2 separate regions of the Homo sapiens genome follow, and region 2 is linked to region 1. A link is an interaction called in ENCODE POLR2A ChIA-PET data of the cell type or tissue named here. Cell type or tissue: PC-9. All regions are shown on one strand. Each heading gives the region's core, and the rest is flanking DNA. Links, peaks and the distances in the headings are about the cores only.

Evidence for each region. ChIA-PET counts read pairs that join two places held together with the same protein. Peaks named below come from ENCODE experiments on the same cell type or tissue, not always from the same donor. Only the 100,000 strongest peaks of a DNase experiment are listed, where the experiment ranks them.
Region 2: POLR2A ChIA-PET joins it to region 1 with 7 read pairs; 2 of 35 experiments call an interaction of 5 or more read pairs at or near these places.

Annotation. Positions count from the first base shown.
Region 1 is chr12:53,796,629-53,801,024 of GRCh38, reverse strand. The region is part of intron 1 of LOC105378250 (a long non-coding RNA gene); the gene reads right to left. Among named protein-coding and RNA genes, the nearest start is that of CISTR, 47 kb to the right of the region's middle. In PC-9, for the core only: no CTCF peak of the experiment used is centred there; a DNase peak (open chromatin) is centred at 2,244; H3K27ac peaks cover 2,495 bases.
Region 2 is chr12:53,412,383-53,416,778 of GRCh38, reverse strand. It overlaps SP1 (Sp1 transcription factor), which reads right to left. Exons shown (of 6, transcript NM_138473.3): 6 at 333-4,396. Among named protein-coding and RNA genes, the nearest start is that of AMHR2, 9.3 kb to the left of the region's middle. In PC-9, for the core only: no CTCF peak of the experiment used is centred there; no DNase peak of the experiment used is centred there.

The DNA of each region.
Region 1 (4,396 bases), core at 254-4,253:
GCTACTATATATTCGGTATGCTAAGAAATCAAATGTGAATATATATCATCCTGGACTTCAAAAAGTTTAGAGAAAGCTCTGTTTAGTGTGTGTAGAATACCTTTTGCTTTCTTGCTTCCATAACTATGAGTCATTTCATTAATGTAGAATGTTCTGTCTATTCTCAAAATTTTTCTTAAAATCCTACCACTTCTATGAAGTTTTCTCTAGCCAGTCCATCACAATTCTCCCTCCCTTCCCAGAATTCCAATAGCACTTAATTGTGGTTACCACTCACAGGGCATTGTCTTACTGACTGACATAGTTTTCTAATGCCATACTTAAATATACTGTGTGCGTGTGTGTGTGTGTGTGTGTGTGTGTCCCCAAATGATTTCAAGCATCTGGAGTGTAGGGACTGCCTTTCTTTTTTACTCATGGCATTTAATGTTGTGCCTTACACACGTGATTATGCATGTAATGTGATTGAAGACACCATAGTGCCCAACTGAAGAAGGGAATTTCTGAAATAGAAATGCATTATAGTGTCATGGAAAAAGCAATGATTCTTAAGTCAGAAAAAGTGAGTTTGCCTTCCTGCTCCACCAGTTATTAGCTGAGACCTTAAATTCTGTGCCTAGTATATGGGTTTGTTTTTTGTTTTTTGTTTTTTGTTTTGAGACGGAGTCTCGCTCTGTCACCCAGGCTGGAGTGCAGTGGCATGATCTCAGCTCACTGCAACCTCTGCCTCCCGGGTTCAAGTGATTCTCCTGCCTCAGCCTCCCAAGTAGCTGCGACTATAGGTGCCCACGACCATGCCCGGCTACTTTTGTATTTTTAGTAGAGACGGGTCTCACCATGTTAGCCAGGCTGGTCTTGAACTCCTGACCTCAGGTAATCCACCTGCCTCAGCCTCCCAAAGTGCTGTGATTACAGGCGTGAACCACCATGGCTGGCCATGTATGGGTTTTTTAATGAGGATTTAACTTAATGAGAAAACATGTGGAAAGAGTAGACTAGTGCCTAGAACCTAGTAAATGCTCTATAAATACTCACTTCCTTCATTTCAGTTTGGTTCTAGTAAGGCAGGTTGGGTAGGATAACCTGCTTTGGGGGCTGCTACAGTTTGAATGTTTATTACCCCAAACCTCATGTTGAAATTTGATCCCCAATGTTGGAGGTGGCACCTAATGGGAGGTATTTGGGTCATAGGGGTGGATCCCTCATGAATGGATTAATGTCCTTCTGAGTAGGGGTGGTAAGTGAGTTCTCATTCTTATTAGCTCCAACAAGAGCTGGTTGTTAAAAAGAGCCTGGCACTTCCCTCCCCTCCCTCTTGCTTCCTTTCTTGCCATGTGATCTCTGCACAAACTGGCTCCACTTCACTTTCTACCATGAGTGGAAGCAGGCTGAGGCCCTTATCAGGAGCAGATGTTGGCATCAAGCTACTTATACCGCCTGCAGGACACGAGCCAAATAAACTCCTTTTCTTTCTAAAGTTCTTTTATAGCAACACAAATGGACTAACATAGGGGCCTTCCTACTTCAGCTTGTGTAGGCCCACAGGAATACACCTAAGAGAGAAACACTAACCTACTCAATCACTGCTGACTTTCTCTCTATCTTTATTCTTGAAACCCTCAGCATCTAGCCTACTTTATCACATTTGTTATATCCCAACTCCCCTTCTCTAGGAAGCTTCCTACTCTAGTTTCTCCCAGTAGTCCTAAACTCCAAGTCTGGAGAAATGATTTTCTCCATCCTGCCATTCCTAGGCCTGACATCATCTTATTTACCTTTTCTGAATAAACCTTTTAGGGTATTAGGTCTAAGGATCTCAACACCCCAGCAAGGAGCCCATTCTCCTCCTCAACCTTAACCACCACCTCTCCCAGCCCCTCACAGATATTGTGAAAAAGCTTGGGGACAGCGACCTGAGCAACACAATGGCCAAGGAAAGCCCAGGAAATTCTAGCACCTCCACATGAAATCTGAAATAACTCAAGGGTCATCCAACCCAGAAGGAGAGTGAGTGTCAAAGTTTCTTTCCATTTTTCTTTGGACTCAGGTGAAGATCTAAAAAAACAGACAAAACAGAAACACAAAAGGTTAAAATCCAGGAGTTCTGGCCAGTGGGGACATCCTGTCCCATCATTGTGACCACCAGCAGTGGCAACAGGTGTCTACTAGGGCTGCAAGAGCTCCTCTGGTAGAGAAGGGGGAAAGGCGAGGGATGAGTCAGCACAGGCTGAAAACAGAGGGTTTTGTTCAAAGAGAAGTCTGTGATGCAAGCTCTAGGGAAACAATGTGTTCCTTGTTTCTTCACCCCCTCCCCACCCATCAGGCCTTCACCTCCCTATTCTCCCCACACTCTAGTCGGATCATTGACCAAGTCTTTGGTCAGAATTAAGACAATAGAAGCAGCCTCCTAAGAGCTTCTGGTTTCCATCTATCCATTCTCTACTCAACAACCTTAACTTTCACCATCATCCTGACTTATCCCCTTGTGGGAGGCCAGCAGTGGCTCACAATTGTCCCTAATTTCAAATCGCTATTCCTCAGCTTAAGTTTCAGAGCTTAACTTTATGCTATGATTCCACGATGCTCACTCTTTGCTTTCAGCAAAGCAAATCTGCTTCTCTTCTCTCTGCCTCCAAAGACATAGACCTCTGACACATTATTATGTCTTTTTATCTATCCATTCCTTTCTTTCAAAAGGTCTATGTCTTTCTTTCTTTCAAAGCCTGCTCAGTATTCTCCTCCAGGAAGCCTTCCCTGAGTAAGTCAAATTTCTAATTCCAACACCACTTTTATACTATGTACTCTTAGTATCTGGTATCCAATGTACAATTTTATTTGTCTGCATTTATCTGGCTCTGACTTGTATAGCCTGACTCCTTCTTAAACTAAGAGCTCCTCCTCCCCCTCAATAATATTTTGAGTGTTTTATGTTCAGAATCAAGCACAAAAAGAGTCCAAGTTGCAGAGTTATAAAAAACAGAGTGGGCAACCTGGGGAGGGAGGAGGTGGGCAGTGATGGGTAGAAGATCACAAAGGTGGGAATGTGGGATGTATATTTGATATAGGAGGCACCAGGACACAAGGGTACCATCATTAAGTTTTTCTTCATTGTTCATATGCACATACTTCTGGGCTGGGTGTTATACAGAGAAATTACATAGATAGTCTTTTGCACTTTAAGGCCTCATAAAATAGTCACAATGATATAATAAATAAAGGACAAATGAATCCAAAAAAAAGAAAAAATCAAAAGATAATAGGCTGAAATATGAAATTATAATACCCCACAGAAGTCAATGTAATTGAGAATAAGGACCAAGACGTGTGCAAATTGAGAGAGGAGGACGGAATTTTAAAATTGAGGTGGGAGAGGGGTAGGAAATGGGGGGGCGTTCCACGTCCAGGCACAGTGAGACCAAGGAAGTCACCAGCTCTCCTCTAGTCCAGGAAAGCATCCTTGAAAAGAAGGAACTTTTTGAATGCCTTGAATGACAGGAAATAGATGACTTACTAAGAGCCTCACCCTCTTTGAAAGAAAGTAGAAAGTAAACAAGCAGAAGGGGAGCATGGCAGATATGCCTGGGCCAGGCAGCAGCAGGATTTTTCTTCAGTCCCAGTCCTTCACCACTCAGCACTGTGGTCCTAGGCCCTAGCGTTCCCTGGAACAGAGCATGTTCCCAACAGGACTGGACTGGTTGGAATGAGTTCTACCCCACCCCCAGCCCCAAATCCCTTCTACTCCCTACTAGAGGGCAGAACTTCAAACCCTGAAATCAATCCCCTCATCAATACCACTTACAACGATATCATCCTTTACAATTCTCAAAGCACACTCATATGTACAATCTCATGTGAGACTCCCACTCCCTACTGAATCTCTATTCCACCCGCCATGCATAATACTGAAACTCTGTATCACAAATAGACATGGGGCTCCTAGCACCTATTTCACAGTGTCTGGTAGCTAGCTGGTGCTCATGAAACACTAAGGAATAAAGGGTTGATTAATAGATCAAATGTCTAACTTCAACAAAATGGGATGAAATTTAATATCATAAAGGACTTCCTGACCCTGTGAATGGAAATCTCTGAAGAGCCAGAACCAGTGATAGTCACAGAATTGGTCCACAGCTTCTCAGGCCAACATGGTACCTCCAAAATGTCTTTTCCTCTAGCCTTAGCTTCTGAGAAAGAAAAGAAAGTGATATTTATAGTATCCCTACTAGGTGCCTGTCATAGGTACTTATATATACAGTAACTCATTTATCCAGGCCATACTCCAGCCCAGCCCTTCCAGAAAGGTTGCTTATACCTTTTTCTTTAATATCTTACAGAGGGTAAGCAAGAGGGTAACTTCACACATGTGCCTTCCCACCTCCATTATTGAGGCTTTCCT
Region 2 (4,396 bases), core at 78-4,077, 380 kb after region 1:
AGGGAAACGGGTAAGGATTATATGGAAACTCTGTTCTAGCTTTACAACTTTTCTGTAAATCTAAAATTATTCCAAAATAAAAAAGCATATGAGAAAAAAAATAAAGTTAGTGTTGCCTGTTTGTCTTGGTCCTCCACATTTCCGTGTAGTTGTGGCACATTGATCTGGTCATGAAACCATTTACCCGGGAGTTAAATATAGGGCAATTGCACTAATTAACATGTATGGAGCACAACACAGTGTAGCTGGAAACCTTTGTTAGGTTCAGAGTATGAAGTTACAAACGTACACTCTCACCATTCCCAACCCTCTTCAATACACCAGAGACATGGTTTTTTATTAAAAAACTTTTTAATTGGTTTACAAAGGAGGCTACAGACTACATTGAAACTAATCTTTGTACAAAAGGCCAAAAAAAAAAAAAAAAAAGTCCCAAAACACCAAGAGACAAAAGGTAGGAGGAAAGACAAGAAAGGAAGATACAAAAGGAGCAGGAAGAAACTTACTTAGGGACAAGATTAGCATCATACATACCTAAGAGTGGGGGGTGAGGGGGAAGAACAAGATGAGAGAGCATTTAAAAGCATTTACCCACACAGCCCTGGTGATAATTGGATTGGAATCAAAACAAACACAGCATGAGATTATTAAGAGGTTTTAAAAGGCAACAGTGGTGTGGACTGGTTATTGCCAGTGTTAAGAGAGAAATAAACTTGGGTTTTTAGGCACCAGAGATTGGAGCACCACCCATCCCTTCCAGAGGATGACAGACTTAGGAAGGGGAAGCAGGCCCTGGGGCAGCTGCCACTGGTGTGTGTAGATGTCTCCTCAGGTCAATCTCAGTGTATCTTCCCCGAAGTCTTTGTGCCCTAGACTCTAGGTAAGGGCTATGGGATTTCACTGGGAGAAAGGGATGATCAAAAATATGAAGACCTGCCCTTGTCCACAATGTTCAAGAGCAGTTACCGGGAAACTGGAGCACTGGGTAGACAGAGCCCATATCCCTGGGGAAAAGGCACAGTGTAATTCCTGAAGGCAAGATATGGGAAAGCACACATCCCAGCAGAGGTATCAACAAAATCCTCACTACTTGCAGCCCTAGTCTAATCCCATTTGTTAGGCTTTTTTTTTTTTTTTTTCCCCTGATACTTAGCTAGGACTTAGGGCAGTTGAGAGGCAGATCATCATGCCTCTACTTTCTTAGCAGAGACAAGGAAGACTGGGGCTGTTTGATAATGAGGAAGGGGAAAATGGGACAAAATACTCCTCTTTCAAATGAACACTGTGGAGAAAATCTTTCTGGGTTTGGGGAAGTCAGAGTAAAGACTTAGGGGAGTAATAAAGCCAGAGACCCCCCTTCTTTTCCTTTCCCTGCCTTGGATCTAAGGCAAGTGAGCCAAATTTGGAAGAGGGAGTAGGAATTTAAGCTTAAGGCTGCTTAATGTCTTCCTGGGGGCTGGTGTTTTGGGAAGGCAGACAAAGAGAAACAGGTCAACCTCAAAGCTGGTCTGCTCATCCTCTTAGAAGAGGTCTGGTATCTGTGGAGTAGAGCCAAGAGAGGCACCACAGAGAGCACAGTCTCCCAAACAGAAGTAATAACCGGCTCATATTTTATCAGCAGTTTTCAAAAGCAATGTTTTCCGGGGTTGGAGAAGTGCCATATCTTCCTCCCTTTCCCCAAAGCTACTGCTGCGACCTTTCTTTCATCCTTGTACATAAGTTACTGGCTCTCTTCTAAGGGAGATAAATTCTGAGATTTCACATTTTCCCTCTCAACCCCAATAGGCTACCCAGCTTCAGTGAGGGGGAAGGAGAGCTATGCAAAGGGCCCCTCACTTGAGGCAGCTAGACTGTCCTTATTTCCTTGGTACCTGATCTCCAAAACTCTTGATCTGATCCCAAGGTCCAAAAGGCATCAGGGTACTTACACTGAAAACTTCAAGCAAGTAGCACCAGGGCTCCCCCTAAGCATAACAGGGGCCTGATTAGCACCCCAGAAGAACCCCTCAAAAAGTATATAAATTTATTGCGTCCTAGCAAAGATCTGCAGCTTCCAGTATTCACACAATGTGAAGATATTAACAATACAAAATATATTTTGAAAGTCAAACACCTGTAGTTCATAGTGCTTTTTTAGATTTGTTAAAAAAAATACAATGCTTAGTTTCCTATATAGGATATACAAAAGCAAAAAATATATATGTATATAGTAGAAATAAATCAGCCATAGTAATTTACAGCTTTTGTCTCCAACCCTCCCCTAATCATAATCTTTATCCCACACTTCAGTATATACTTTCTGGGATCAAAGGATCAATTTATTCTGAACCAGGCTGAGAAATATCCATTAAATTGCATTCTGTGTAGCACCCACAGAGTGCCAGTTGGAAATCCCTGAAGGAAGACGGTGTGGGTTGTTACTGTTCTGGGTAAAAAGTGAGACAGTCAAATGACATGTAAATGAATATAAATGGGCAACCTGAAAACCTGAAAGGATGAGGGAATAAGTGTTTTACTATCTCACCACTCTTCTGGGCATCCCCTGCCCTGCAAGTTTTGGTCATCTAAAAAATTTAAAAAACTCATTCAAAAAAATGAAAAAAACTTAGGAAAAAAATTTCAGAATCAATATGCATGTCAGTTAAATTAATTTCTGTTAGCCAAAAGTTCAGGGAAACGGGGTTTTTCTGTAATAAGCTCCTGACTCAAGGAATGTAGGCTCCAAACTTCCTGTGGAAGAGACTGAGTGGCTCACTACTGCTGGGAGACAAAAGAAGCTGCTTCTGTTTTGAGGCCAAACAAGATACTGGATCTGGAGCTTCCTTGGTGTGAAGAGAACAGGGCAAGTGGAAATAATTAGATATAAATTCACTCATGGTAATGCTAATGAATAGGGTTGAGGGTAAACCAGCAGCTTTTCATTCGAGAAAGAAATACCATCAAATTACCTTCTAAAAGCTTATATCCTCAGCATCATTACATTATTTTATATCTGGTAATTTCATACTGGAGAAGATTCCATTCCTTGAAATGCACTAGCAAAATACTGTACATTCCAGTGAGTTATCCTGCCCCTTTCCTCCAAAAGATGCCAAAGTACATGATTACAGACATAAAATAACAGGTTCTGAGTTCTGCCTTTCAGTGAGAATAAAGGGTATGATAGTGGCTGTGCATGGATGACTTGTATCTCAGCGTTAATAGAATTTGATCTGGGGAAAGTTCCTTGCCATAGTTCCTGAGTTGAAAACATAATTACATCTGTGGAGAAAGGACCAAATGGAGTGAACTATTGTTTAGAGTATTAAGTTACTATAGTTCAGATTAAACAACACACTTACCCAAAACTTAATTTGGATGGATTTTATATAAAATATATAATAGAATCATACCATCATCTATTTGTAGCCAAAGTAAAAAGATTTATGAGAAGAATAAGGACTCTGCTATAGATCTGGATGTTGGTTTCACTTTCAAACACAAAAATAGTTTCTTTTTAAAAAAGTACAGTAGAATATCCTCCATTCATAATTGTAATTAATTTAGCATAAGCAAAGAAATGACCTTAGGAACATACCCAGGTTTTAAGATAGATTTCTAGGTAATGGGCCTGAAAGGCATTTTGATCTGAATTTATTTTCCAACGATTTCAAATATAATTTGTCATCTGTGTGTAGACATATACGGGCATGAACACACATTCACCCACACATACAAAAACACTTGCTTTCTATCAGATCAGGGTAATTTTTTTATTGCAGGTCTCTTTTAATATTGGCTAGCAGAAAACCTATCCCCAACCTAACAGATTACACACACACACACACACACACACACACACACACACAGAGCTATTTTTCCACACTTCCTCACAGTGAAAAGCTCTCTAACAAGATACCAGAAGGTCGAGAGAGACAATGCTTTTATGGCTGGGCCTTGAGGACAATTCTGGTTGCATTTAAATCTCAGTGCCAAATGCACTAGGTTCCCTGCCGTTATAATTTTTGGATCAGTCTCTTCTGAAATCAGGTCACAGAGAAAACAGGATGATTTCTCCCAATCTCTCCTATAAAACACTGTGGTAAGACAAGATTTCTTTTTGTTCTGGGCTATCATTCCCATGATCATGTGCTTCCCTTTCCCTTAGGAACCACCCAAGAACATACAAGGAAAAGTTAAGGGAAAACATCATAAGAACCACTGTCTTGCCACTAGCACATGCTTTGGAGGAGTTCTGCAGAATGGAAACCTGAAACAGATTCACTGGCTGATGCTCCTTATTGACAATGGAAAAGAACCTAGTGGGGATGTTCAAAAGAAGTGTATTTCCTTTCAGAATATAAACTCAGAAGCCCACACATCAAAACTTAGAGCTACCTTGGAAGACAGCAGTACC